Regions from separate parts of the Homo sapiens genome. Here region 2 is linked to region 1. A link is an interaction called in ENCODE POLR2A ChIA-PET data of the cell type or tissue named here. Cell type or tissue: GM12878. All regions are shown on one strand. Each heading gives the region's core, and the rest is flanking DNA. Links, peaks and the distances in the headings are about the cores only. Region 1 has its middle 130 kb from the start of OAT. Region 2 overlaps CPXM2 (carboxypeptidase X, M14 family member 2).

The links. ChIA-PET counts read pairs that join two places held together with the same protein. Peaks named below come from ENCODE experiments on the same cell type or tissue, not always from the same donor. Only the 100,000 strongest peaks of a DNase experiment are listed, where the experiment ranks them.
Region 2: POLR2A ChIA-PET joins it to region 1 with 7 read pairs; 1 of 35 experiments calls an interaction of 5 or more read pairs at or near these places.

The regions. Positions count from the first base shown.
Region 1 is chr10:124,283,085-124,288,458 of GRCh38, forward strand. No RefSeq gene overlaps it. Among named protein-coding and RNA genes, the nearest start is that of OAT, 130 kb to the right of the region's middle. In GM12878, for the core only: no CTCF peak of the experiment used is centred there; DNase peaks (open chromatin) are centred at 2,707 and 3,017; H3K4me3 peaks cover 939 bases; H3K27ac peaks cover 2,871 bases.
Region 2 is chr10:123,842,727-123,848,100 of GRCh38, forward strand. All of the region lies in intron 3 of CPXM2 (carboxypeptidase X, M14 family member 2), which reads right to left. Among named protein-coding and RNA genes, the nearest start is that of CPXM2, 46 kb to the right of the region's middle. In GM12878, for the core only: no CTCF peak of the experiment used is centred there; a DNase peak (open chromatin) is centred at 2,075.

The DNA.
Region 1 (5,374 bases), core at 61-5,060:
CTTCCTGGTGCCCTTAGAGATGAGCCAAGGAGGCTCAGAAAGAGATTGGCTGCCCGACTTCTCCCAACTAGCCAGTGACCACGCTGGACCTGGGACCTGCGTTCCCTTCTAGATGAAGATCTGGGGAGTACAAAGGAAGAATGAGGGGTACAAGGTCATCAGCAACACAGACCTGGCAAAGAACCTAGTGTCCCATTTGTGAAGCCTCATAACAGCCCCATCAGAGGAAGCTGAAAACTCAAAAGGCACCAGGTAAACTCTAAGCCAGTACACCTTGGCTCATGTGTAAGGGGGCAATTTGCAGAGGCAAGGTCCTATCACCAATGGGCTAACCTGCAGGGAGGCAGAGGATGTGAGAAGCTGCCTGGACCCCTCCTTGCTCCATCTCGTCTTTGCGCAGATGGGGAAGCTGAGCCCCAGAGCATCCAATGTCACACAGCTGGTTAGGACATGGCCCACTCTCTCCTGTCACCTAATAAGGACGGCTGAGGCAGGGCCTGAGGTGGATGCGCTTGTCTGACTGCCCAGGGCTCTGGTCCCTGCTCAACCTTTAAATGGTTGCAGGGCCTCAGGACACCCCCTCTCTCCTCCCCACCCTTCATTTCTCCATTTGTAAAATTATTCAGGTTAAACTAAATATTATTGCAACCTTCAGCCTCAGCACCCACGATTCCCTTTCAGTCTAAAAGGTTGCTGGCTCTGGACCCAATTAGGATAAATCAATTTCAGACAGTGCCCATCTCCCTCGGGCTCCACTCTCCCCATCCCGCTCCCATTTGCCTGTCAGCCTCCAGAGTAACCACTTACTGAATTACCAAGAAGGCCATCAGATCAAGAGCGGAGGAAATGGCAGAAACCAATCTTAACAAAATGTATTTGATCTGCAAATAAGACGCCATCCCCTTCCCGCCGCAGAGTTTATCATTTTTTATTTAAGCCCAGTGCAGCCGAGCATATGGACAGCAGCTTGCTTCTGTCTTCGAGAGAGAATAACAGGGCCCAGACACAGGCCGACCCCAGGACAATGGAGCACCCTCTACTCACTGTGATGGGGGCGCAGGCATAGGAGCCCCTTCTGCTCTCCTTCCTGCAGGACTTCCGTGATGTCTGAAAACTCTCTGTGGGAGTGAGACTTTGTGAAAATTACACTGAAGTCATAGTAACGACAGGAGCAGCTCCCAAGTCTTGCACACTCATTATGTGCCCAAGGCAGTGCTAAGCATGTCACATGCTATCGCATTTAATCTCTGGGCCATGGATGCCGTGGCTCTCTCCATTGCACAGGTTAACAAACTGAGGCTCAAAAGGATAAGTACCTTGCCAAGGCCACCTAGCAGCCAATCAACAACAGAACCAGGATTTAAATCTGATCTGACTGTGTGTCCTGTGCTCCCAACCTCCCCGCCACCTGTCTCGCGAAAGATTGATGGAGTTAAGAGTCTTTGGGCTCAGACACAGATCTTCTAGAAGGCCCCTATGAAAACTGAAACAATGCATTTTCAAAACAATCAGGGAGATTTGATTATGGACTAGATATTAGTGATACCAAAGAAACACTTAGGCTGATAGTGATGCTGGCGTGTAAGGAGATATCCAGGGTTTTAGAAATGCTCATTGGATTCTGCGGCAATGAGACCTTGTGTCTGGGGCTTGCTATGAAATCATTCAGGAGACAGAGAAAGGAAATAGGGCAAAAATCTTACTAACTGTTGAATCTGGGTGGCGGCTCTATCTCTACTTTTGAGTGTATTGAAAATATTCATAATTATATCTTTTAAAACACACGCAAAACAAGACTAGCCATTTAGGAAATGCAAACCAAAACCACATGAGATACTACCTCACGCCCATCATTATAGCTACTATCAAAAACCAGAAAATAACAAGCGTTGGCAAGGATGTGGAGGAATTAGAACCCTTGTCCACTGCTGGTGGGAATGTAAAGCGGCGTGGCCACTATGGAAAACAGTACGGCAGTGCCTCCAAAAATTAAAAATAGAACTACCATATGATCCAGCAATTCCACTTCTAGGTACACACCCAAGAATTGAAAGCAGGGTCTAGAAGAGCTACTTGTCCACCCATGTTCATAGCAGCACTATTCACAATAGCCAAAAGGAGGGAGCAACCCACATGTTCGCCCGCAGATGAACAGATAAACAAAAGGTGGCATATCCAAACAATACAATATTATTCTGCCCTAAAAAGGAAGAAAGCACCAGGCACAGTGGCTCACGCCTGTAATCCCAGCACTGTGGGAGACTGAGGTGGGCAGATCACCTGAGGTTGGGAGCTTGAGACCAGCCTGACCAACATGGAGAAACCCCGTCTCTACTAAAAATATAAAATTAGCTGGGCATAGTAGCACATGCCTGTAATCCCAGCTACTCGGGAGGCTGAGGTAGGAGAATCGCTTGAACCCAGGAGACAGAGGTTGTGGTGAGCCAAGATCGTGCCATTGCACTCCAGCCTGGGCAACAAGAGCGAAACTCCGTCTCAAGAAAAAAAAAAAAAGAAAAAAAAGGAAGAAAGCTCTGACACATGCTACAACACGGATGAACCTTGAAGACACTCTACTGAGTGAAATAAGACAACCACAAAAAGACAAATACTCTATAGTTTCACATATATGAGCTCTCTAGGGTAGTCAAATTCATAGAGACAGAAAGTAAAATGATGGCTGTCAGGGCTGGGAGGAGGTGGGAAGGGGAAATTGTTGTTTCACAGTTATAAAATTTCAGTTTTGCAAGATGAAAAAGTTCTGGAAATTGGTTGCATAATGATGTGAATGTACTTAGCACTACTGAACGGTACACTTAAAAACGGTTACGGTGATACATTTTTTTGTTATGCATATTTTACCACAGTTTTTAAAGGAAAACACACACACACAAGCGAGCCGTGCAGCAGAGCCGGAAGCGCCCATATGAAGGCTCTCCAAAGGCTATTTTCAGTTGAAAGAAGCAAACAGAGCCACATGGTTTTGCCGAGGCACGGCAAAAATACTCAGGGAACTGCGAGCTGTGGTTATCTCTGGGGAATAAGACTGGGGTGGCCAGGAGGTGAGAAACTTGTATTTTCTATTTTTACATCCTTTTATGCTGTTTGAACTTTTCAAAACAGAAAACTATGTCTATGCACTACTTTGGTGCTAAAAACGAGTTTTCATTTTTTTAATGCAACTGCTGTCGCTGGGACAGAAAGTCATCGCCAACCCCAACAGGTTAGCAGTGACTGCGGGGGTGGCTGTGCCCTGGCCCCTGCCCTGCAGGAAGGGAACGGTAGCTCTGTTTTCACTGGGAGCTTTAGAGGTGGGCATGGGAGGGATGAGGGGACCGGGTCTGAATGAGAAACCGCTCGAGGCCTCGCAGGAGCCTGGAACTGCATGCGAAAGGAAAGGGCTCTGCTCAGGGACAGGAGCATGAACAGAGAGGGAGGAGGAGCCCCTGGGGTGGCCCCTCACAGATTTGAGCATCAAATCTGCAAAACCGAGGCACAGAGAGATGGAATAACTTGCCAAATGTCACACAGGTAGTAAGTAGCAGAGTTGGCCATGGTTCTGAGATCTTCCCTAACCACCATGCTATGGGGCCTCTCAGTGGAGACTGAATGACTGGACAGAAGAGATAGAAACCCAAACCAGCAGCCTCAAACATAAAAGAAAATACATTGTTTCATGAAGCTGAAAAGTCCATGATCCTACTTCAGGCTCAGCTGGATCCAGGTGTTCCAGTGATGGGTAGAGCTCACCTCCCTCCACCTCACTCTGCTTTCCCCCTAGGTCAGCTCTATTCTCGAGAAGACATCCTCCAGCAGGTGGAAAACATGCTCCCCAGCATTCTAGCTTCTACCAGCCTGGCAGCCCCCACAAAGCAACAGCAACTCTTTCCAGCAAAACTTCCAAGGCTGGGTCTCACTGGTTGGGCTGGGCCACATCCCTATTCCTGAACCAATCTGTATGATTTGAGGGAGGTAGAGGAGATGGAGTCAACCACACAACCCCACTCAGAGGAAAAGAGGGTGCTTTCTTCAAGGGAGTATTAAGGGGCCATTCCCAAAGAATAGATGATAGCAACTTGGGCAGGCAGAAACATCAGCGTTTCCTCTGAAATGGAAGTGCTTAGAATCCTGCCAGGCAGGGCCGGACGGAACAATTATTATTACTACAAGGAGATTCTGAGAGACCTAAATTCACAGAGAGGTTGGCAGGATGCCACTAACATGCCCTGGTCTCAGAAGGAACCAGGAAGGAGTGTGGCTTTATAGCCATGAGGTCTAAATTCCTCCCTGATTCTGGTACTCACTGGCCATGTGGCCTTGGGAAAGTAAGCCACTGGACTCGGCATCAGCATCCTCATCTGAGAAGTAGAACAACAAAGCCTTGCTAGTGAATCGCAATAAAGACTGAAAGACGGGAGGTGTGGGGGGCCTGGCCCGGGCCTTGCACACATTAGGGCTCCATCGATGTGTTTTAAGAGGTCTCCTGTCACCAGGTGCCCGCGCTCCTGGACAGCTCTGTGGGCATCTGAACTGAGGACCAGAGCACCTTCAAGAAGGCAATTCCTCTTTGCTTTAGTTGTTGGCAGATGTGAACAAAAGGAAATTAAGTAAAAGCCAAGGGTGGAACTTTCTTTAATCTTTTCCAAGGCACTTGACTCAGTAGTGATAAAAATGCGAGGAGAACCAGCCCCACCAAGCCCTTCAATGTCAAAGATTAGCTCGAAGGTCCCCAGGCCCGGAAGCACCCTGCTGCAGGACCCCACCGAGGCTTCCTGGGACGCATGGGCTGAAGGCTGGAGAAGAGCAGGAAAGAGGAGGCCATTCCCCACTGCAGCCACCAGTGCAAGGGCTTACCCAGCTCTGGGCCCAGCACTCAGGCCTTGCTCAACTGGGAGATTCCAGGTGCAGGGGTCTGATTTAGCAGCGGCTGCCCCGTCGAAGCACTCTGGCACTGTGAAAGGCCACACCGATGGTTCCCAAAGTGGGTGCCATGGGACCCACAGCCCTCAGGGTGCTAATAATAGGTGTGTGGTACACTCCAAGTGATTTAAATTTTTGAGAAAATGTGGCTTAAAAATGTCAAGAGGCTGGGCGCAGTGGCTCACACCTGTAATCCCAACATTTTGGGAGGCGGAGACAGGAGGATCGTTTGAGCCCAGGAGTTCCAGACAAGCATGGGCAACATAAGGAGACCTCATCTCTACATAAAAAATTTAAAAAATTAGCTGAGTGTGGTAGTGCATGCCTATGATCCCAGCTACTTGGGAGGCTGAGGCAGGAGGATTGCTTGAGCCCAGGAAGTCGAGGCTGCAGAGAGCTATGACAGCACTGCACTGCAGTCTGGGTGGCAGAGCAAAACCCTGTCTCAAAAATG
Region 2 (5,374 bases), core at 66-5,065, 440 kb before region 1:
AGATGAAATTTAATGAGTACTCCTACTACTCATTCATCTAGCACACATAAACCATCTCCCACACAGCAGCCCACGCACACCAGGTGCTGGGGACGCAAAGGTGAATCGTTCCCTCCCAGAACCTCGCCATCTAGGCAGGAAGAAAGATGTGAAAATAGATGAATTAGAACACAGTGGGGCCGGTGCTATTTCAGGAATATGAGCAAACCGCTGCGGGAGCATTTAAGGACAGAATCACTAACTTAGTGTGGGGCTGATCATAGACAGAAAGCCCCAAGACCAGGGGATACTTGAAGTAGGTGTTGAAGGGTAAGTTTATCCAGTGAACATTTGTTTGTTAGTGTTTAAGTCATTTGATGTGTTCAGTATCAGCTGCTATTACTACCAAAAATTCTTTTTTTTTTTTTCAGAGATGGAGTCTTGGTATGTTGCCCAGGCTGGCCTCAGACTCCTGGGTTTAAATGACCCTCCCTCCTCGGCCCTCTGAATAGCTGGGACTACAAGCACACACCACCATGCCCTGCTCCAAAATTCTTTTGATCTGAATTTCCAAGATAGGTAAAGTTTTTGCTCTGGAATTTTCTCTATATTATCACCATGTGAAGAGATAATTCCCTGACTCCTCGCCTCCCAAAAAGGACATTTGAACCAAGTGAAGCATCCTCGTTTATTAACCCTATTTTTCCATGGCTATTTCACAGAGCTATTTTTTTTTTTTTTTTTTTGAGACGGAGTCTCGCTCTGTTGCCCAGGCTGGAGTGCAGTGGCGCCATCTCAGCTCACTGCAAGCTCCGCCTCCCGGGTTCACACCATTCTCCTGCAAAGCTATTTCTTATGATCAGATTAAAAAAAAAAAGTCTGAATGATAAAAATGATCAGCCAGCCCATCTTCCCTATCTCTGAGCATTTCAACTCAAATTCTGGGGACAGCCTTACTTTTAATTGGCAATGGAAATGTGAAACTAAGAGTCCAGCTATAGGCGTGAACAACTTGGCCAAAGGTTCTGCTGAGCAAAACTCTATCCATCACTGTACCAGCTAACATAAGCGTTCTATCAGGACAAAACCACAGTACAGTGTTAGACATCTGAGGCTTAGCAGAGAAGAATAGAACTGCCACATAGCCTGAGACATGTACCCTATAGAATCATGGAAACTGGAAGGAACTGTCCATCAAAGACTACTGAACAGGATTTGAAATTAAATTTAAGGCTCCTGGTTTTGCCAGCCTGAATATTTTGTTTCTGCTGCCAATCTCAGTTCTTTCTGAGCACACTGGACAGTCAATTAAATGTAGCACAGTGTCAGGGGAATGGAGAGCTCTTCCCAAAGATGACTCATTGGGAAGTGACAGCCACCTCTGCAAAATCGATTATGAATTTAAAAAGCAAGTGCCTGGGAGAATTCAGTGAAAGAGGAGGTACCAGCCCCAGAGATGTTACAAAATTATACCATCGTGCAATAAATGATATTCAGATGATGCCTCCGAGAAACCACGAGAAGAATGCATTCATCTCTTTCTCTTTAATAATGTAGGGAAATCGCTGATAAATTTTGGAGAAATTTCAACTAAAAGTTGGTGAACCAAAAGGTTTGATTCTTTAAAGGGTACACTAGTCTTGAAAACGTCACTAACGTAGAATGAATCTACTACAATACCAAAAAAAAACTGAGAATTAATGTAATTTTATAAAGGAAATTAAATTATATGCATTTTTTTTTACCTTAAAGAAAGCACACCAATGCCCCTAACAGACTCAATTTTGCTTAAGATAAATGTGGGAATTATCAAATCCAACACAAAGAGAAAACCTGATACTGTCTAAGGTCAATCTAAGAGGATTTTTCTGTTTCAAGATGATGGGATAAACACATTAGTTTTTCTGTGTTCTTCTCTCAAAAGTCAACCCCAAGCAAAGAAAGCAAGACACAGAAATACAACTTTGATCTCTGATAAAACCAAAAGACATATGAAAGCCCTAAATTACAATATATGAAGACAGAATCAGATGGAGGAATCCTGAATGACTCAGCAAGAGAAGGAAGTGCAAACGTCAAAACAGCACAATAAGAAGCAAGCCACACAGAACCTTAGAAAAGCTGAGAACCTGGGTTTCAAGATACCTTTGGGAGGTGAGGGTAAGGCAGGACTCAACAGGCAATTGCTTCAAAATGTGTATTAAAAAAACAACTAGACTGGGCACAGTGGCTCACGTCTGTAACCCTAGCTACTCAGGAGGCTGAGGCAGGAGAATCACTTGAACCGGGGGGCAGAGGCTGCAGTGAGCCAAGATTGCACCACTGCACTCTAGCCTGGGTGACAGAGCAAGACTCAGTCTCAAAAAAAAAAAAAAAAAATACAATTAATTCCCCCATATCTCCACCCCCACTCCACAGAGGACCTGAAATTTTTCTCTGAAAAGAAAGCAAACTGTAGAGACCCTGGATTGGGGATACTAGGCACAGAGGAGGCAGGGGTGCCGTGATGGATGAAAACAGTAACCTCTGGGGGCATCAGCACACTAAAGAGTGACATGTTCCAGCTCCTTCCCCCAACCAGCTATAGAACACCATGCAGTCAGGTTTATAACAAACAGAAAAAAAAAATGCAAACTATAATAGAGAACAGAAAAAAGGCTTTAAAAATCTATAATTAATATTTCTAGAAAGGTCTTGATTTCATGAAACAAGAACAGAATACTCTAAAAAAGGAAAAAGCACTGAACAATAAAGAGCTCTTGGAAATTAAAATGTGAAAGTTGAAATTTTTAAAATGTCAGCAACTTTTAAAATAGAAAGGCTTTCTATTTTTAAAACAAAAAGGCTAAAAAGATAAAGTTGAAGAAATCTCACAAAAGGAAAACAGTACACAAAAATAGACAACAGGAGAAAAATAAGAAAAGCAGAGGAAGAAATCCAGAAGAATTTTAGGGGGAAAAAAACGACCAAATAAAAACTGTACTTTCCCAGTTAAGTCTTCAAAACATGTAAGAATCTAGTACACATAATAAACTAATATACACACCATGGAATATCATTTTGAAACTTCAAAACATCAGAAATAAAGAAAAGATTCTAAAAGTTTCCAAAGAGGAAACAAGCAGTAAAAGGAACACACACAAAGAAAGAAAGAGGAATAAGAATGACATCAGAATTCTCAATAGCAGCATCTGAAGCTAGAAGAATGGAGGGATGGTGCTTTCAAAGTTCAAAAGGGAAAGATTTTTCATCCTAGAATTTTTACACTCAGCCAAACTATCAATCATGATGGCAAAATAAAGACATTTTCAGATTCACAGACTCTCAAAAAATCTATTTTTCATACACCATTTCCATGAAGCTACTGAAGCAGCAGTCCCCAAACTTTCTGGCACCAGGGACTGGTTTTTCCACCATCTGGGGGTGGGGGATGGTTTTGGGATAATTTAAGCATATTATATGTATTGTGCACTTTATTTCTATTATTATTAAATTGTAATATATAATGAAATAAAATTACACAACTTACCATAACGTAGAATCAATGGTAGCCTGAGCTCGTTTTCCTGCAACTAGACATTTTCATCTGGAGGTGATGGGAGACAGTGACAGATCATCAGGCATTAGATTCTCATAAGGAGCGCACAACCCAGATCCCCTATATGCACAGTTCACAGTAGGGTTTGCGCTCCTTTGAGCATCTAATACCACTGCTGATCTTACAGGAGGTGGAGTTCAGGCCGTAATTTGAGCAATGGGGAGTGGCTGTAAAAACAGGTGAAGCTTTGCTCTCTGGCCTGCCACTCACTTCTTGCTGTGAAAGCCCCGTTCCTAACCGGCCATAGATTGGTACTGGTCTGTGGACGGGGGACTTGGGGACCCTGTACTAGAGGATGCACTCCAAAAAAATGAGGCAGAACACTACAGAGAGGAATATATCAGACCCAGAAATCAAGGGTTCCAACATAGCAGAGAATTATCAGAATGATGGTGAAGAAGACCCAAGACAGTAGACATGTAGGAGACCCAGAGAGTAGCCCATTCAGAATGCAGCAGGTGAAATGGCTTCTGAAAGAGTATCTAACAGAAACGTAAAACACAAAGCAGGACTAAAAACCACTGAACAGATGTGGCTGCATAAAAAATGATATTGAAGGTTTTTTTTGTTTGTTTGTTTTTTCAGATCCAGACCTATTGCAGGGTGTGGGGAGAATATGTTCTTAAAAATACAAGCAGGCCCAGGAAAACAAAAGGTTGTTAAGAAATGATATGAAGTAAATATTTCCTGACTCAAAATTAAAGTATTTCTTGGCTCAGTAAGTAGGAAGCAAAATTTTCAGTCATAATAATGAAAACCTTAGATACAGATTTACCCAAAAATTGAGCTACAATTTTATTGGAAAGATGGAAGAGAGGAAAGGGGTGATAAAAATGGGTGATAGCCTCATCTTCCAGAATAGGGATCTAAAACATCAAGTCTACATCTATAAATTGATACAGATCAATATGTGCATATTATTTAGAAGTGAAGATTTCAGGCCAGGTGCGGTGGCTCACGCCTGTAATCCCAGCACTTTGGGAGGCCAAGGTGGGTGGATCACTTGAAGTCAGGAGTTCTAGACTAGCCTGGCCAACACGGTGAAACCTTGTCTCTACCAAAAATATAGAACATTTGCCGAGTGTGGTGGTACAGGCCTGTAATCTCAGCCACTCAGGAGGCTGAGGCAGGAGAATTGCTTGAACCTGAGAGGCGGAGGTTGCAGTGAGCCGAGATGGCACCACTGCACTCTAGCCTGGGCAACAGGGCGAGACTCTGTCTCAAAAAAAAAAGAAAAAGAATTGAAGATTTCAATTCCCAAAGAGACAATTAAAAAGAGTTTCCAGTAGCTGTGCCATCCACAGTGCTTGATGGTAGTCAGGGGCCGGGTGGAATGTGAAGTGTGTTTGTTTGTTATAAAATTGATTAAAACAAGTTTTAAAAAGCAATTTTAAAAAGTAAAAGGAAAGGGATACATAGATATAGAGGGTGACTGATACAATGTCTACTGTTGATTCTTTCATTTTTCAGGTATCTACAGAGCATTGACTACGTGCTAGGTATTATGCAAAGGGCTTTGATTTCTGAGAGATAGAGACAACAGTGAATATCAAAATCATTCTGCGGCAGTGAGTCACTGATCTGCACTGTACATATTTCATAATCATGGGCTGCCTCTACACAGAAACATCTGGAAGCAAATAAAAAGTCATATCCAAGTGAATGTAACTATTTAGTGACTCCAGGATAATTGACTTACAGCTGCCTCTCTGCAGACGTATCCCAGGGCTATTTGGAGAGAAACAGGATAAAGTGATAGTTATTTTAAAATATTTTTGAGAAAAAAATTTAGAAGCA